Linked DNA regions of Homo sapiens: region 2 is linked to region 1. Evidence: chromatin loops called from intact Hi-C (ENCODE). Cell type or tissue: heart left ventricle. All regions are shown on one strand. Links, peaks and the distances in the headings refer to the core of each region. The heading gives the core; the rest is flanking DNA. Region 1 has its middle 60 kb from the start of LINC01495. Region 2 overlaps GAS2 (growth arrest specific 2).

Region 1 (8,346 bases), core at 233-8,232:
AATATCTCACGGTGGCTTTGTTTTGCATTTCTCTAATGACCGGTGATGATGAGCTTTTTTTCATACATTTGTTGGCCGCGTAAATGTCTTCTTTTGAGAAGTGTCTGTTCATATCCTTCGCCCACCTTTGATGGGGTTGTTTTTCTCTTGTAAATTTGTTCAAGTTCCTTGTAGATTCTGTATATTAGCCCTTTGTCAGATGGATAGATTGCAAAAATGTTCTCCCATTCTGTAGGTTGCCTGTTCACTCTGAAGATAGTTTCTTTTGCTGTGCAGAAGCTCTGTAGTTTAATTAGATCCCATTTGTCAATTTTGGCTTTTGTTGCAATTGCTTTTGATGTTTTAGTCATGAAGTCTTTGTCCATGCCTATGTCCTGAATGGTATTGCCTAGGTTTTCTTTCTAGGGTTTTTATGGTTTTAGGTCTTAGGTTTAAGTCTTTAATCCATCTTGAGTTAATTTTTGTATAAGGCGTAAGGAAGGGGTCCAGTTTCAGTTTTCTGCATATGCCTAGTCAGTTTTCCCAACACCATTTATTAAATAGGGGAAATTGACCCAGCAATCCCATTACTGGGAATATACCCAAAGGATTATAAATCATTCTACTATAAAGACACATGCACACATAGCTTTATGGTAGCACTATTCACAATGGCAAAGACTCGGAACCAACCCAAATGTCCATCAATGATAGACTGGATGAAGAAAATGTGGCACATATACATCATGGAATACTATGCAGCCATAAAAAAGGATGAGTTCATGTCCTTTGCAGGGACATGGATGAAGCTGGAAACCATCATTCTCAGCCAACTAACACAGAAACAGAAAACCAAAGACCGCATGCTCTCGCTTATAAGTGGGAGTTGAACAATAAGAACATATGGGCACAGGGAGGGAAACATCACACACTGGGGCCTGTCAAGGGGTGGGAGGCAGGGGAGGGATAGAATTAGGAGAAATATCTAATGTAGATGACGGGTTGATGGGTGCAGCAAACCACCGTGGCACATGTATACCTATGTAAGGAACCTGCACGTTCTGCACATGTATCCCAGAACTTAAAGCATAATAATAATAATAAACTATTTGGCAAAAAAAGATACAGACTTTAATAGGAAAATGATGCAAATAGTAAGAATGATGCAAGCAGAAACATGCTTTTATGTTGAATATTCATTAAGTATTGCTTTTAATGCATAAATATCAGTTGTTTTCTACTGTTTCAGTCTGTCCTACTATTGCCCTGGCTAAAATGAGCAAAAGTAATTGTTTACTATTTAAGAACATTGACATGAATATGCCATGAATTTCAAGACTGTCTTGATGAAACTTGTGAGACAGGGGAAGTGTCAACTGTCCTAGGTAGACATCTCTGGTTCTTTGTGTTGGTTGCAGAGTACAGTGCCCCATTAAACAGGTGTGTTTTCTTGGCCAAGCCCTAAGCCCGATATCAGATTTACTCATCCTCTGTCCCACCGTTTTGGGGCCCTGACAAATTGTCAAAAATAATGCCTGATAATATCTTAATAGTTCTTCTTAACACTCTCTCTCCCCTCCCGAAGGATATGTCCACATTTAACTAGAGCCCACCAAGGAAAAGCCTGTTCTTTAGGAGCTGGCACTGCACTGTTCTTCTGGATACCTGTCCAGTGTTTGTTTGCATAACACCAACTCCAATGGTGTTACAGTGGCTGTTATGGTGGGACATTAAAGATGATAGTTTTCGGCAAGCAGAACTCTATGGTGCTGTTCGTAATCATTCATACATGCATAAGTGATTAAGTACCTCCTATGTGTCAGACACTGTGCTGGGCACTGGAGGTATAAAAATTAATAGAAATTTGAAACTTGTCTTTGAAGACACATGGTGGAGGCAGGAGGTAAATCATGCTTTACAGCAAAGTGATAAGAACCACGACAGAGGCACATATGGGAGCACTGAGGAAGACTCTCCAGAGGAGATATATTATATCTGTGTTTTGAAAGAAGAATGAGAGTTTGGCTAAGTGGAAAGAACTTCTACACAGAAGAAGCCTACGCAGAAGGGTTGAAGCAGAAAATCACTGAAGTTAAAAATTAATTTGGGAATCTACATGCTACCTCGGTGGAGATATAACAGTTAAGATCAAGAGCCAGGCTTCCTGGGTTCACATCCTAATACTTATTAATTGTAAATGATAGGAACTGTGGATGATGAGATTGTTTGATTTGTCCGTCCCTCAGTGTCTCCATATGTAAAATGGGAGGAATATTAGTAGAGTAATATCTACCCCATAGATTTGTTTGGCTAACCATAAAAATGTTCAGCCCATAGGAAGATTCCTTTTGTGTTCACTGTGATAGTCTCACTGTGGCTGAGCACAGAAGGTGGGAAAGGCAGGGTTGAGACATGAAGAGGTTAGCAGGAACCAGGAAATAAAGGGCCTGCTGGGCTGGGCTGCAAAGCTTGGCCATCCACCCTGAGGGGATAGCCTTTGTGGATTTTCCATTATAGAGTCATGTGGGCAACTGCTTCTCCAATTATAAATGAGGGGTTCATGGAAAATCAGATCTGAATCCAGAGCACACGTGCACTCTGAGGATACTAGAATGTGCTTACTAGGTGCCTGGACAATCCTTAGCTTGATTTAATCTTTTCAATGTTGTAAACAGATGTCTTCAGGAAAATTGTGTTATATGTGCTCCAAAACTTAGGTTGGAAAGAAACACAAGGCGCAAACGCTTTAGTCCAGATGAATGGATATGTGAAGTGGGTAAAGTGACTCAGGCAATCTATCATCCTCTAATTACTAAGCTTATAAAATGTATGCTTTGGAAATGTTTTGAAGTGTCTGCAAAATGCATTCCAGAAAAGTCATCAGAGTGTGTAGTACCATTTCCTGGGTACTAATAAAATACACTCTCTCTCATTAATGCCCTATTAATAATCACTTCAGCCATCAATACCTTATTATTAATTGACTTATTAGAGAAGGCAAAAGAAAAAATACAACTGGCAACCCTCAATTTTGGAGCTTAAATTTCAAGTAATGTTTGTAACACATTAAATCTTGTGTGCATTACAAAATATTTTATAAAAATTGGGTCATGAAGTACATTCTATTTTTAACATGCCTTTCTTTTCACTTAACACTGCACAGTGAGCACTTTTCCACATGACTGCATATTCTCCTATATGTTCAATTTTAATGGCTGCATATAGTTTTATCATCCAGCTGTAACACAGATTTTTTTTTAAATTCTTCGACATTTATGTGGATTCTAAAATTTTACTGTTATAAAATAGTATAAAAACTAAATTCGCGTAGCTAAATTTTTGCCCGGGTCTATGATTTTTTTTTCTTTCAGAATAATTCAAAGTGAGCATTTCTCAAGTCTTAAAAGGCCCTGATTTAATTGCAGCTGTTGGTCAGGCCTGGGTGCTCCCTGAGCCCTCCTCAGAGATGAGGTGCCTTGAGTGTGATACTGCAGGGCTTCTTACAGGCTACTTGACAACAGCCAGGTTCACTCTTACCCACAATGGGAAGAGAGTGGTTTCCCTGAAGGATCACGCAGTTCTGTGTAAATGATATGGCAAGCTACTCCCTGCCGTTCCAGGGCTGGGGTGCAGGGACCTCAGAGAAGGCGGTTTTGAAGGATTCCACTTTGAGCACAATCTGGCTCTGCAGCCAGGCCTCTCAGCACTCATGAATTTCCATTTTAAAACAACAACTGCTCTTTGAATTGAAATTCTATAGCCAGAGAATAAGAACAAAATGAAAGCCTTTATCCTTAATGAAGGTTTATGACAATAAGGTGATTTTGAGTATTTCTTAATATTATTATGTGTTCAATGGAAAATCATTTTGTTTTCTTTGGTAGAACATAAATAATTAAAAATAATTTTTCCCAAACCAAATGCAAATACTTAGATATCTGAGGGGAAAGAAACAAAAACAATAACAAATGATCCAAGTGATCCAGAGCTCTTCCATTTTAATCTTCACACTTTCCTTTGAGGAAAATACTTTTATGTATAATCTATAAGTAAAGATTCATTTATATGTTTATAAACCACATCAGACATGTTGAAACAATAAAACAAAACATGTTTTTGTTCTTATATAATTTTTATAATTGTCAAAGAAAGTATAAGGAAAAAGTCACCTGTAATTGCATCACCCAGTGGTTATCTCATTGTATTCATTTCTTCAACCGTTTTCTTACATTTAGCTTGATTTAAAAACAACTATTATAACCATTTGCTCCTATGAGTATCTTTGTAGCTATATTTTGTTCAAACCTCTATTTATTTCTTGAAAAAGTTGCCCACAGGAAGACTGCATCAATTTGCTCACTCACCAACCATATATAAGAGGTAGTCATATAACTATTAATGGTTTATATCTAGTGAAACTGAAGGCTGCAAACGTCAAAATGGTTCCAACATTAGTGTCAGTAAATAAGGGTTGGACATGAATCCTTGCTTCCTTCCAGTTTATTCTGTTGCGCCTCCTAGGAGGAGAATGACCAGATTCGCTGACATTTGGGGCCAGGAGTGGTGGGGAGAACGTCTGAGACACACGCATAGGGTTTTGTTTTGTTTTGTTTTTTGTTTCAGGAAGCAGTCAGTTGCCCAAAGAACAATAGTTAGGAAACCAAGCCCTCAGAGGACCGCATTAACTTGTGCAGTAACAAGTTCAGGGACGCTGGGTGTCTCAGCTGTTCAATAACAAGAGAGGGGCAGAAAGGAAGGTTGCCATGGTGATGGCTTGCCGCACGTGCCGCATGGGGGTGGGGGCGGAGGTGACTTTCTGCAGAGCTAAATGAAGCTGTGGAAGTCGCCTCTCCTTGGCCTTGGGATGCGGCCCAAATTTGAGGCGTCTCGGCCGCTGCCTGGAGCCGGGCTGGAAGCACACTGGATCCCTTGGGGAAGGCAGGCTGCCCTTAGCATACAGAAACCCCCTCCTGGCAGCCATTTTATCGCATCTCTTATTCTTTGGCTTCTTCCCGGCTCAGGCCTCAGTGAAGCCCAGTTCACTCCAGGGTCTGCGGCGGGAGGCGGGCGCGCCCCACAGTGCGGGCTCGCCACGCGGTCCCTTGGCCTTCCCCATCTTACTTGCAGCTTCGCGCCGGGAAGGGTTGGTTTTCGTGGTGGTTTGATGTTGGGAGGGGAAATGGAAATTAAATTCCCGGCAGACTGGGTTGCGATCTCACATCTTGATCCTACTGCGGGTGCGTAAAGAAAACGGAGACGCAGATGTGATTCGTAAGTGAAGGCTGTAGTCTTGGCGCACTTGGCAAAGGCTTTTTATTTCATACATTATTTGTATTCTGCCGCAGTGATTTCGGAGGCAAAGCAGACGCGCACTAGCCTGGAATTAAGACACGTATTCACACATTGGTTAAGGACGCCAAGCAGATACTAATCCGTGGTGTTTTCACAGAAAAGAGAAAATGCACAGGCAGCACATGTCTTTCTATTTCACTCCGCTGCAGTGGGGAGATGCAAGGCAGGGCCTGAGTAATAGTATGCTTGATTAAATTCGGTCGCATTGCCTGCTTTAGGCATTTCATTTTTCCACCTGATGGATGGGGTGACACTAAACTGTGGCATTTTCTTTGTCTGCACTGTGTTTTGTATGTGCTACATGGCATGCAGTTTAGTGCAGAACTGGTTTTTTTGACAACTGGAAATAGTAACTTCTGTAATTACTGTACAGTGATGTAATCCAATGAAAAATCTTTTGGGTGGGGGGAAGAACTTAGGCAGAAAAGATTGTTAAAGGCAGTGATGATGGGATTTGGAGGTATAAAAAGGATGACAAAGCAGAAATAACTTCACTGCCCTCAAGCTAGGAGCAAAGTTCATTTATAATTCTCATAGTTACAGAAACTAAAAGCTAAAAAATGGTTCCGTGAGACAAAATCTTTTCTAACATTGCCTTTTCACAGTTGGAGAAATAAAGATTTGAAGAGGTAAAGAATTAACTTACCAAGGTCACAAAGCCGTAGGAATACAGACCTGCTTTTCTGGTTTAACTACGCTAAGTCAAAAAAAGCGAGATATGGAATTAACTGCATTGAAAAATGAATGATTCTCAAACTTTTTATCTCAGCCTCCTTCACACTCTCAATTATTGAGGACCCTAAGGGCTTTCGTTTTTGTGAACTGTATCTATCACTGTTTATCATGCTAAAATGCAAAATTTGGAATAAAAATACTTATTAATTCATTTTAAAATAGCAATAAAACATTAGATGATAACCCAAATAACTCATTTTTATGAAGAAGAAAATTAATGAGAAGGGATACATAGATTTCCATTTTTTGAAAATTAGTGTGGAGCTTATAGTTCGAGTCTCATCTCTGCTTCTGCATTCAATCTGTTTTAATGTGTTGCTTTGATTAACATACATGAAGAAATCTAGCCACTCATACCAAAAGAGAGGACCTGGTACCAGAAAGAGTCTTGAGAACTCTCAATAAGAGGTGTGCTGCTCCACTTGTGGAGAGTGTTTTAATAACCAGTTCATCATTGAAGAGAAAGCCCACTTTGTAGCACTGCCAATTTCTCTGGTGTAAATACTCCCAACATGGCTGGTAATGCAAAGTTGGGAAAAGACAGGCAGTAGCACATTATTCTATAGTATTTCTACCATACAAATACAACAGCTAGAAATAACCACAAGAGCCTAACAAGATTGTAATAAAATGTAGTAAAATGATTAGGAAATGATGGGTTGTGAATATTTATTATCTTTACGTTAATATAATTTGTTTAATTGACGTTTTTATAATATACTTTTTAATAATGATTATGTTTAAGGACTGACTCACAAAATTCTTTAAAATTTGACAGTGAGGACTGCTGAGTCAAATGGTATTTCTGGTTCTAGATCCTTCAGGAATCGCCACACTGTCTTCCACAATGGTTGAATTAATTTACATTCCCACCAACAGTGTAAAAGCATTCCTCTTTCTTCACAGCCTCGCCAGTATCTGTTGTTTCTATATTTTTAAATAATCGCCATTCTGATTTGTGTGAAGTGGTATCTCATTGTGGTTTTCATTTGCATTTCCTTAATGATCAGTGAAGTTGAGTATTTTTTCATGTTTGTTGGCCATATACATGTCTTCTTTTGAGAAATGTCTGTTCATGTCCTTTGCCCACTTTTTGAAAGGTTTGTTTTTTTTTCTTGTAAATTTGTTTAAGTTCCTTGTAGATTCTGGATATTAGAATAAAAATTATTCTATTATAAAGGTACATGCATGTGTATGTTCATTGTAGCACTATTCACAATAGCAAAGACATGGAATCAACCTAATTGCCCATCAATGATAGACTGGATAAAGAAAATGTGGTACATGTTTATGATGGAATACTATGCAGCCATAAAAAGCAACAAGATCATGTCTTTTGCTGGGACATGGATGGAGCTGGAAGCCATTATCCTCAGCAAACTAACACAGGAACAGAAAACCAAACACCACATGTTCTCACTCATAAGTGGGAGCTGAACAATGAGAACACATGGACACAGGAAGGGGAACAACACACACTGGTGCCTGCTGGGGGTTGGGGGAGGGAGAGCATCAGGATAAATAGCTAATGCATGTGGGGCTTAATATCGAGGTGATGGGTTGATAGGTACAGCAAACCACCATGGCACATGTTTACCTATGTAACAGACATGCACATCCTGCACATACATCTCAGAACTTAAAATAAAATAAAATACACACTTTGGGAGGCCAAGGTGGGCAGATCATGAGGTCAGGAGATTGAGACCATCCTGGCTAACAGGGTGAAACCCCATCTCTACTAAAAATACACAAAAAAAATAAAATTAGCCTGGTGTGGTGGCGGGTACCTGTAGTTCCAGCTACTCGGTAGGCTGAGGCAGGAGAATGGCGTGAACTCGGGACGCGGAGCTTGCAGTGAGCCTAGATTGCGCCACTGCACTCCAGCCTGGGCGGCAGAATGAGACTCTGTCTCAAAAAAATAAAATAAAATAAAATAAAATAAAATAAAATAAAATAAAATAAAATAAAATAAAATAAAATAAAATAAAATAAAATAAAAAAATAATAATAATAAATAAAATTTGACAGTGGGTCCTCAAGAGATGTCAGAAGCTGCTCCAGCACACCACTACCTCCAGGGATCCTCAAACCATAATGGGACAACCAGTGTATGAAGTTAATTCAACAAAAATTATTAAGCACTTAGTTTGTGCTAATGTGTGGATAATACATGTATTGAAATACAGAAATAAAAGAGTAATATCAAGGGTGGGGAAAAATAACTACAAAATGCAATAATTTGTGCTTAGTCCATTCAGGCTGTTATAAGAAAATACC
Region 2 (8,346 bases), core at 105-8,104, 370 kb after region 1:
ACTTGATTGGGGTGGGGGCATGGGATAGTTTTTTTTTTTATTATTTAATGTTAGGAAAATAAAATTAAAAGGTCTCAAAAATGTGTATTCAATTCAGTAAAACATAGATAGTGACTTACGTGACATGATGTAATAAATCACTGCTGTATCAATATATTAAATGATACACGGACCATTAAATATTGCATTCATTATTAGGAAAATAATTTTTGAAATAACACAGCTCCTTAATTCTAAGGTCATATGCTAGATGGGGAATAAAGATGTGGTTTCTAGCCTGGCTCTGGTGAACCACCTATGTGACCTCTCAGACTGTGCATCTGTGCAACATTGCCAGTGACCTCGATGTTTCTTTTTAATCCTCTTAATTTCAACAGGGCATATTCGTAGATTACTTGGCACATAGTAAGCACTCTACTATTGTATGACTCTATGTCATTCAAGGAAACACTTTCCCTCTTACTGTCACATATGAAGAGGTTTTCTAATTAAAACACATAATTAAGCATCACAGTAAGACAAAGTCATGAAACAAAATGCTCTTGATTAAGAATGGGAGTGTTTCTTCTCATTACTGAGAGAAAATATAAAAAAAAAAGCAAAAAGACAACTTTGAGACATATTGATTCTTTCCTCTTGACAAGGAATGTGTATCATTAATAGAAACAAAGAAATGATTTACAGTGTTTGCAACAGCCTGAGTATGCTTATAGAGCTTCATTAGGGACACTGGGATAAAAGCTGAGATAATTTCCAACCATCATTCTGAGCAAACTATCACAAGGACAGAAAACCAAACACTGCATGTTCTCACTCACAGGTGGGAATTGAACAATGAGAACGCTTGGACACAGGGTGGGGAACATCACACATGGGGGCCTGTTGTGGGGTGGAGGGAGGAGGGAGGGATAGCATTAGGAGATATACCTAATGTAAATGGGGAGTTAATGGGTGCAGCACACCAACATGGCACATGTATACATATGTAACAACCCTGCAGGTTGTGCACATGTACCCTAGAACTTAAAGTATTAAAAAAAAAAAAAACCCAAGCTGAGCTAAGATTTTGGTCACGGTCTTTTTTTTCCCCCTTCAGAATTGAGAAATGTTGCTTAAGTCAGTAATGGATCGCCTTGACTTTGCTATGATCAGAGGCACAGTAAGGAATGAAGCCAATTGTTAAAAATGATGACAGCCATAATAAAACCTAACATGCAAAAACTACTGCTTTGCAACTTATAGTGTTGGAGGCTATTTGTAGCAACTCTTTTATTTCTTATCAACAACAAAAATAAAGAAAAATAACAAACACCAACATAGGACTAAATACTCGATATTCAATATAGTCATGTACTCTATAACAATGTTTCAGTCAATAAGAATGGTTCTGTAAGATTTTAATACAGATTTTTACTGTACTTTTTCTATGTTTGGATATCTTCAGATACACAAATACTTACCATGTGTTATAATTGCCTATGTATTCAGTACAGTAATTTGCTGTACGGGTTTGTAGCCTGGAAGCAACAGGCTATCTTATGTAGCTTAGGTGTGTAGAAGGCTGTGCCATCTCGTTTTGTGTAAGTACACTCTATGATGTTCACACAGTGGTGAAATTGCCTAACACACATTCTCAGAATGTGTTCTCATTGTTACGTGTTGCACAACCATTCCTCAATTGACATATGCATTGATGCTACTGGTCAAGAGCCGCTACCTTTTAGAATGAAGAACACAAAGTTCAACTCTGTGAAGCATTAAAATAAAAAACCAGTGAGATATACACTGGACAGAAATCAAAGCCCCTTCTTACTTATGCCAACAGATAACTAGTGTATTCCGTCGTGTTACCTCACTAGACACGTTTTCTTCTGAAATAATTAGGGCTACTTGAGGATAATCTTCTGAAATTAAATTTAATGTTTATTTAAGATTTGTTAGGACATAAGCCTATGAATCATTTTAAATGAGCACAGTTAATCTGCTTACACTACTTACTACTTCTGATATTAGTGATATCTTGCCTGTGCTGAATTATCACAGATAAGTAACCAAGCATGGGTGAAAACCAAAATCTAGCACTTTGCAGAATATGTGGGTATGTTTTAATGGAATAAAGGATTCTTGTCCCAGTTCTGCTACTGATTTGTTGTGTGATCCTGCCTAAGTTGCTTAACTTCTCAGAGCATCAGTATTCCTATCTATAAAAGGAGTAATACTGATAATGACATTATAGATTAGATAAAGTAGGTACAACCTGTGGAAGTATCAAATGAAAAGAAGTATTATATGATAACAGTATTGACCCTGTTCTGAGTTTGCATATATGAGATTCCAAAAATGAAGACTACATCATCCCTCTCTTCAGAGAGCTCACATATTCTGAAAAGGGACATACAGGTAAATCAGCAATTGCAATATTGTGGGATTCATGTAACTGTGAAATCATGTATAAACTAAACAGTACACAGCAAGGAAGGGTTCACTTATCTGGGGAAGGAGATGAACATGGAAGATTTTCCATATTCTGAAAAGGGACATACAGGTAAATCAGCAATTGCAATATTGTGAGATGCATGTAACAGTGAAATCACCTGGAAACTAAACAGTACACAGAAAGGAAGGATTCACTTATCTGGGGAAGGAGATGACCATGGAAGATTTTCCAGTTGGGGGTGATGTTTTGAACATCAGGGAAGAAGCAAGGGCTAGAGTTATAATTTGGGAAACAAAAGTAGGTGGTAGTGAAAACCATGAGGTTACAAACAGAGAATGGTTAGAGTCAGAAAAGCAGTAGACAAAGGACAGAATATGTTAGAATGGCAAAACTTAACAATGTAGAAGAAATGTAACCTATCAAGGAGGCAGAGAAAGAACAATGAGATAGGTAGCAGGCAATTCAGGAGACAGACTTGTCACAGGTAGTCAAGAAGTGGGGAGTTTCAAGGAAGGAGTGGGCAATATCATTAGATACCTTGCTTGACAAAGTTATCATGAAAAATAAAGTTTAAGGACCATATATTGTATTTGATACATTAGAAGCCGTCTGGCTTCCTTTCTCTGTGCAGTCAGTTAAGAGGTAGAGGGCAGAAGCAAAGTGTACTGTAGGTTGTACCGTGATGAGCAAGTGAAGACACCAAGTGTGAATGTAACTATCAAGAAGGTCAGATGTAAGGAGAAAGTATGAAAGTAAGAGTGGAAATTAATGAGAGTTAGAACATAGTGGGAGGAATTGAACTTGGACAGGAGAACTTCTGAGATAAGAAAGGTGGAGTAAATGATAAGTGTAGATTCAGGTATATTGGCCAGTAGAGGTGTCAAGAGAGGATGCATGCTTGATAAAGGTGAAGTCATTGGTAGGCTGATGGAGGGTGGGGACAAGTAGTGTGTTTGAGAATAATAGATAAAAATGGGAAATGGAGCTGACCAAAACTAAAAGGATCACTTAATTGCAATTGGCCTGATGTCACTAATCTGTGAGATGGAAGAGTTCTTGGATGAAGTATATAATCTTCCTTCTAAACCAGCTCAGCATCTGTGCTGGAAAAGCTCATTGTAGTGCAAGCATTCTAGGGAAAGGGAGGGAAGAGTTTAAATAATAATAGCAGGCTGATTTGCTTTTAGGTTAAACAGTGGGAGTTTGGTTTATGGAGATGGAGGTGAGTGTTCAATTTTTTTTTTTTAGATCGGTCACATACCAGAAAAGCATGGAATTTTAATCTCTATAATCAGAGCTATAAATCTCTATGACAGTAATATCTTTTTTAAAAAAGAATTTATATATGGGTCCTCTTCTATTTACATATGTATTTGTTTAAATTGACAGATAAAATTATATGTATTCATCATGTATAACGTAAAGTTTTAAAGTACATATGCATTGTGGAATCACTAAATAGAGCTGATTAACAAATGTATTACCTACATAGTTATCATTTTTGTGGCAAGAACTCTTAACATCCACTCTTTTTGCATTTTTTTAATTAAGGAAGAATACAATATATCATTCTTAACTATAGTCATCATGCAGTACAACAAATCTTTTGAACTTATTCCTCCTATCTTTCTGTAATTATATATCCTTTGACTAACACCTTCCTATCACCCTCACCCACCAACCACTTCTGCTTCTAGTAACCACCATTCTTTTCTCTACTTCTATGAGATCAACATCTTTAGATTCCACATATGAGTGAAATTGTTGCAGAAAAGGGGTCTGGATCCAGACACCAAGAGTGGATTCTTGGATAAGTCCACAGAGTAAAGTGAAAGCAAGTATGTTAAGAAAGTAAAGAAATAAAAGAATGGCTACTCCATAAACAAAACATCCCTGAGTGCTGTTGGTTGCCCATATTCTGATTATTTCTTGATGAAATGCTAAACAAGGGGTAGACTATTCATGCCTCTCCCTTTTGGACCATATAGGGTAACTTCCTGATGTTGCCATGGCATCTGTAAAATGTCATGGCACTGGTGGGAGTGTCCAGTGAGGATGACCAGAGGTCACTCTCATCGCCAGCTTGGTTTTGATGGGTTTTGGCTGGCTTCTTTACTGCAACCTGTTGTATCAGCAAGGTTTTTATGAGCTGTGTCTTGTGCTGACCTTATCCTATATCTGATCCTATGACTTATCCTGTGAAATATCTCATTCTATGACTTAGAATGCCTTAACCATCTGGGAATGCAGCCCAGTAGGTCTCAGCCTCATTTTACCAAGCCCCTATTCAAGATGGAGTTGCTCTCATTCACATGCCTCCGACAAAATCATATGGTATTTTTATCTTTCTGTGCCTGGCTTCTTTCATGTACCACAATGTCCTCTGGGTTCATTCTCGTTGTTGCAAACAACAGGATTTTCTTCTGTATTATGGCTGAGTAGTATTCCATTATGTATATAAACCACATTTTCTCTGCCCATTCATCCATTAACGGACATGTAGGTTGACGCCATATCTTGGCTATTGTGAATAGTGCTGCAGTAAACCTGGGAGTGCAGATATCTGCACTTTGATATACTGATTTCATTTCGCTTGTATATATACCTAGTGGTGGAATTGCTGGATCACATGGTACCTTTATTTTTAATATTTTGAGGAATCTTTATGCTGTTTTCCATAATGGCTATACTAACTTGCATTTCCACCAATAATGTGTAAAGGTTCCCTTTTCTCCACATTCTTGCCAACACTTGTTATCTTTTGTATGACCCTAATATCTTAATCCCAAGCTTGAAACCTTCAAACAGCTTAGCCACTGGCTTTCTTAGCAAATTATAGGTTACTAATTAGCAAGGTCTAACTGAGACGTCAGCAAGAATAACTCAGAATTGAAAATCTGTTTACTAGAGTATATCCCCAGACAGGGCCACCTATTTCATGGAGAGAGGTTGTAAGGTTTGCTGTGGAAACCTCATAATATTGACCTAAAACCCTTCCATCTCCCAAGAGTAGCCAAAATGAGGCATGAGGAAAGGTAATGGATTCCACAATTACTCCTCATCAATATGAAATCAATATTCTTCTTTGAAGATGTAGAAAGTCCTTTCTGTTTTAAGTATTATGGGTAAGTACATGAATCATGGATGCTTACACCCTTGTCAAATACAGCATCAAGGAAGCATTCAGTGAAAGGCAATAGTGTATTTATGTATGTTTTCATTTTTTTCAGTGTAGCTTAGAAACAGAAAAGCAAAGAAAAAAGAAAAAACGACTCCTTCAAAGCAAGAGAGAAGCATTTTACAGTTCTGATAAATTTATAAGGACCCAAGCTGCAGAGCACTGACTAGGTCCATAGAGAAGATCAGGAAAAATATAAAACTGTCTTTGCAATAATTGGAAAATCCAAACAAACTACTAAGGCTGATACCTAGGAGAAATCTTCCAAGAGAAAGAAACCTCTGATATCTGATTTTACTATTAGTAATGTCCCATTCTTAAGGTGTCCGTATAAGGCAGTGTCTCACGTAAGATGTTTTAAAGGAAGTTGCATCTGTTTCTAAAAGGAAAACAATTCTCTAATTTTGTGGAACATGTTTTTAAAATGTAGCTATAAATTGTCTGTTCATTATTTCCTTTAAAAGCCTGGGAGTGGAAGGAGGTCAGCTCACGCCTTTGGAGAAAAACACCTCTCCAGTTACTGCCTACAGAACAACAGTCAAAGGGAAATTGTTACCAATACACCAGCAGTTTGGTCTTTGTCCTATTGCTCTCTGCGTGGAAAGTCAATCACTAGGCAATGAGTGTTGCCAGGAAAGAAGGCTTTTTCAGGTGCTGCAGCCTGTAATAGGAGATCAGTCCCAAATCCATCTCAACTGACTAAAATTAGGGGTTTATATAGCAGAGAAGAAATATAACTATGTGTAGGAAAACAGGAATTAGGGATGGGCAAGGAGGAGAAGTTGGTTACAAGAAGCAGGTGGTCCCTTAGGCAATCATGATGGGTGAGGGGTCTGGCTCCCATGGTGCAGATGTGATGATCTGGTAAGTTTCAGTTGCTTGACACTGTCTGGGAGTCCTGATGATTGATTTTCTGAGAAAAGAACTCAGATAAGACAGTTTTAACTTTCTCAAATTTTAAGACTGGGAGGGTCAATGTCTATGTTTATTCAAAAGAAATCATAAACATCAGTTCTATGGGACACTTGGGCAAGTTTCAAAAGGATGAGATAATCTCATGAAAAACCTAGATTCGGGTTTCAAAATGAGAAAACAGCAAATATATCCCTCCGCCTCACAATGACACAAAATCAATCAACAAAGATGTATGCCTCCTCCAACTATAGCTCTTATCAAAGGAACCTTCACATGATAAAGCTAGACTTTGGAGATAGATGTTATTCACAAAAATACAATTATGTCCATTAGACTCCTCTTACAAAGGCAGGAAAGTAAACCTAGATACATTGTAAAAGTATTTCCTGCTAATCCTCCCCTATTGACTGTGGTAAGAATATTGGACTGAAACCAACATCTGCAGTAGAAAGGATGTGGAAGAGGAAGTGAGCAGAAATTTAATTCCTGTATTATTCATATTCAGTATGGGACTCTGTTTCATGCTGTATCCACTTTGCAAAGTACTATGGATTCATTAAGAAATTAGCAAACTGAATATGTGCCTAAATGGCCAGCATACTCCAGGCTGAAAAGTGTTTCTGTCACTGCTTCCTAGAATTGTTTAAAAACTGTTGTGACTGGTGGTTCTTTCTGGTTGAAATGGCCTGCTCACAAACACTGAATTAGACTTGGGCATTTTGCCAGGGGCATTGATACCAAGAATGTTTGGAGGCAAGTCTTAAATGTAATTTGCAGAGCTAGGAGGTGCCAGAACTTCAAAATAGGCAAAGTTGCTCTCTCGAACAGTGGTAGAAAGAATCAAAGTGTTATTCTGACACTGGCCTTGGCAGTTTTTGTCCCAGTGACTTCAAATTTTGGAAGCTGGCAGTAAGACACATGCAGAAACTTGTGGGAATATGAATATGTGGATGAAATTATAAAAGCCCTAGTGATTTTATTTCTTTAGTGAAAGCTGTCATGAGTAAAGGACTAGACTGGAGTCAGGTGCTAAGAATCTGGCTCCAGTCCAACCTGACTCCAGTCAGGTTCTTGTTTTACAGAGGCGTACACTGAGAACCAGATCTTTGATTTGATTTGCTTGGGTCCTAAAATCTGGTTCTCAGTGTCTACATATGTAAAACAACATGGTACTGTGACCGAAACACCATGGGTTAGATCCTCTTGCTTGCTACATAGAAAGCTAATCACTAAGACAATGAGTATTGCCAGGGAAGGAGGCTTTATTTGGGTGCTGCAACCAAGAAGAACAAATCAGTCTCGAATTCATTTCACCAATCAATTAAAATTCAGGGTTTCTATAATGGGGAAGGAATGTAGCTACATGTAGGAAAACAGGAATTTTAGGGAGGGGCAAGGAGTCTGGCATTTAATTGTCTGGTGTCATCTGTTCCTTGCCTAAAGGTCAGTTTGCTGAGGAAGAAACTCAGATAAGACCAATTTAAGTTTCAAGTTTAAGACAAGGGAGGGTCAATTTCCATATTTATTTATTATTATTATTATCATTATTATTTGAGATGGAGTCTCACTCTGTCACCCAGGCTGGAGTGCAGTGGCACGATCTCAGCTCACTGCCACCTCTGCCTCCCAGGTTCAAGCAATTCTCCTGTCTCAGCCTCCCGAGTAGCTGAGACTACAGGCGCCTGCCACCATGCCCAGCTAATTTTTTTTTTTTTTTTTTCAGTAGAGATGGGGTTTCACCATATTGGTCAGGATGGTCTCAAACTCCTGACCTCAGGTGATCCACCCACCTCGGCCTCCCAAAGTGTTGAGATTA

What was found. Peaks named below come from ENCODE experiments on the same cell type or tissue, not always from the same donor. Only the 100,000 strongest peaks of a DNase experiment are listed, where the experiment ranks them.
Region 2: a loop joins it to region 1, with 2.8 times the contacts of the local background. A loop is called at or near these places in 2 of 110 quality-filtered maps.

What each region holds. Positions count from the first base shown.
Region 1 is chr11:22,427,722-22,436,067 of GRCh38, forward strand. No RefSeq gene overlaps it. Among named protein-coding and RNA genes, the nearest start is that of LINC01495, 60 kb to the right of the region's middle. In heart left ventricle, for the core only: no CTCF peak of the experiment used is centred there; a DNase peak (open chromatin) is centred at 4,870; H3K4me3 peaks cover 1,221 bases; H3K27ac peaks cover 227 bases.
Region 2 is chr11:22,801,423-22,809,768 of GRCh38, forward strand. All of the region lies in intron 7 of GAS2 (growth arrest specific 2), which reads left to right. Among named protein-coding and RNA genes, the nearest start is that of LINC02718, 24 kb to the right of the region's middle. In heart left ventricle, for the core only: no CTCF peak of the experiment used is centred there; no DNase peak of the experiment used is centred there; H3K27ac peaks cover 1,493 bases.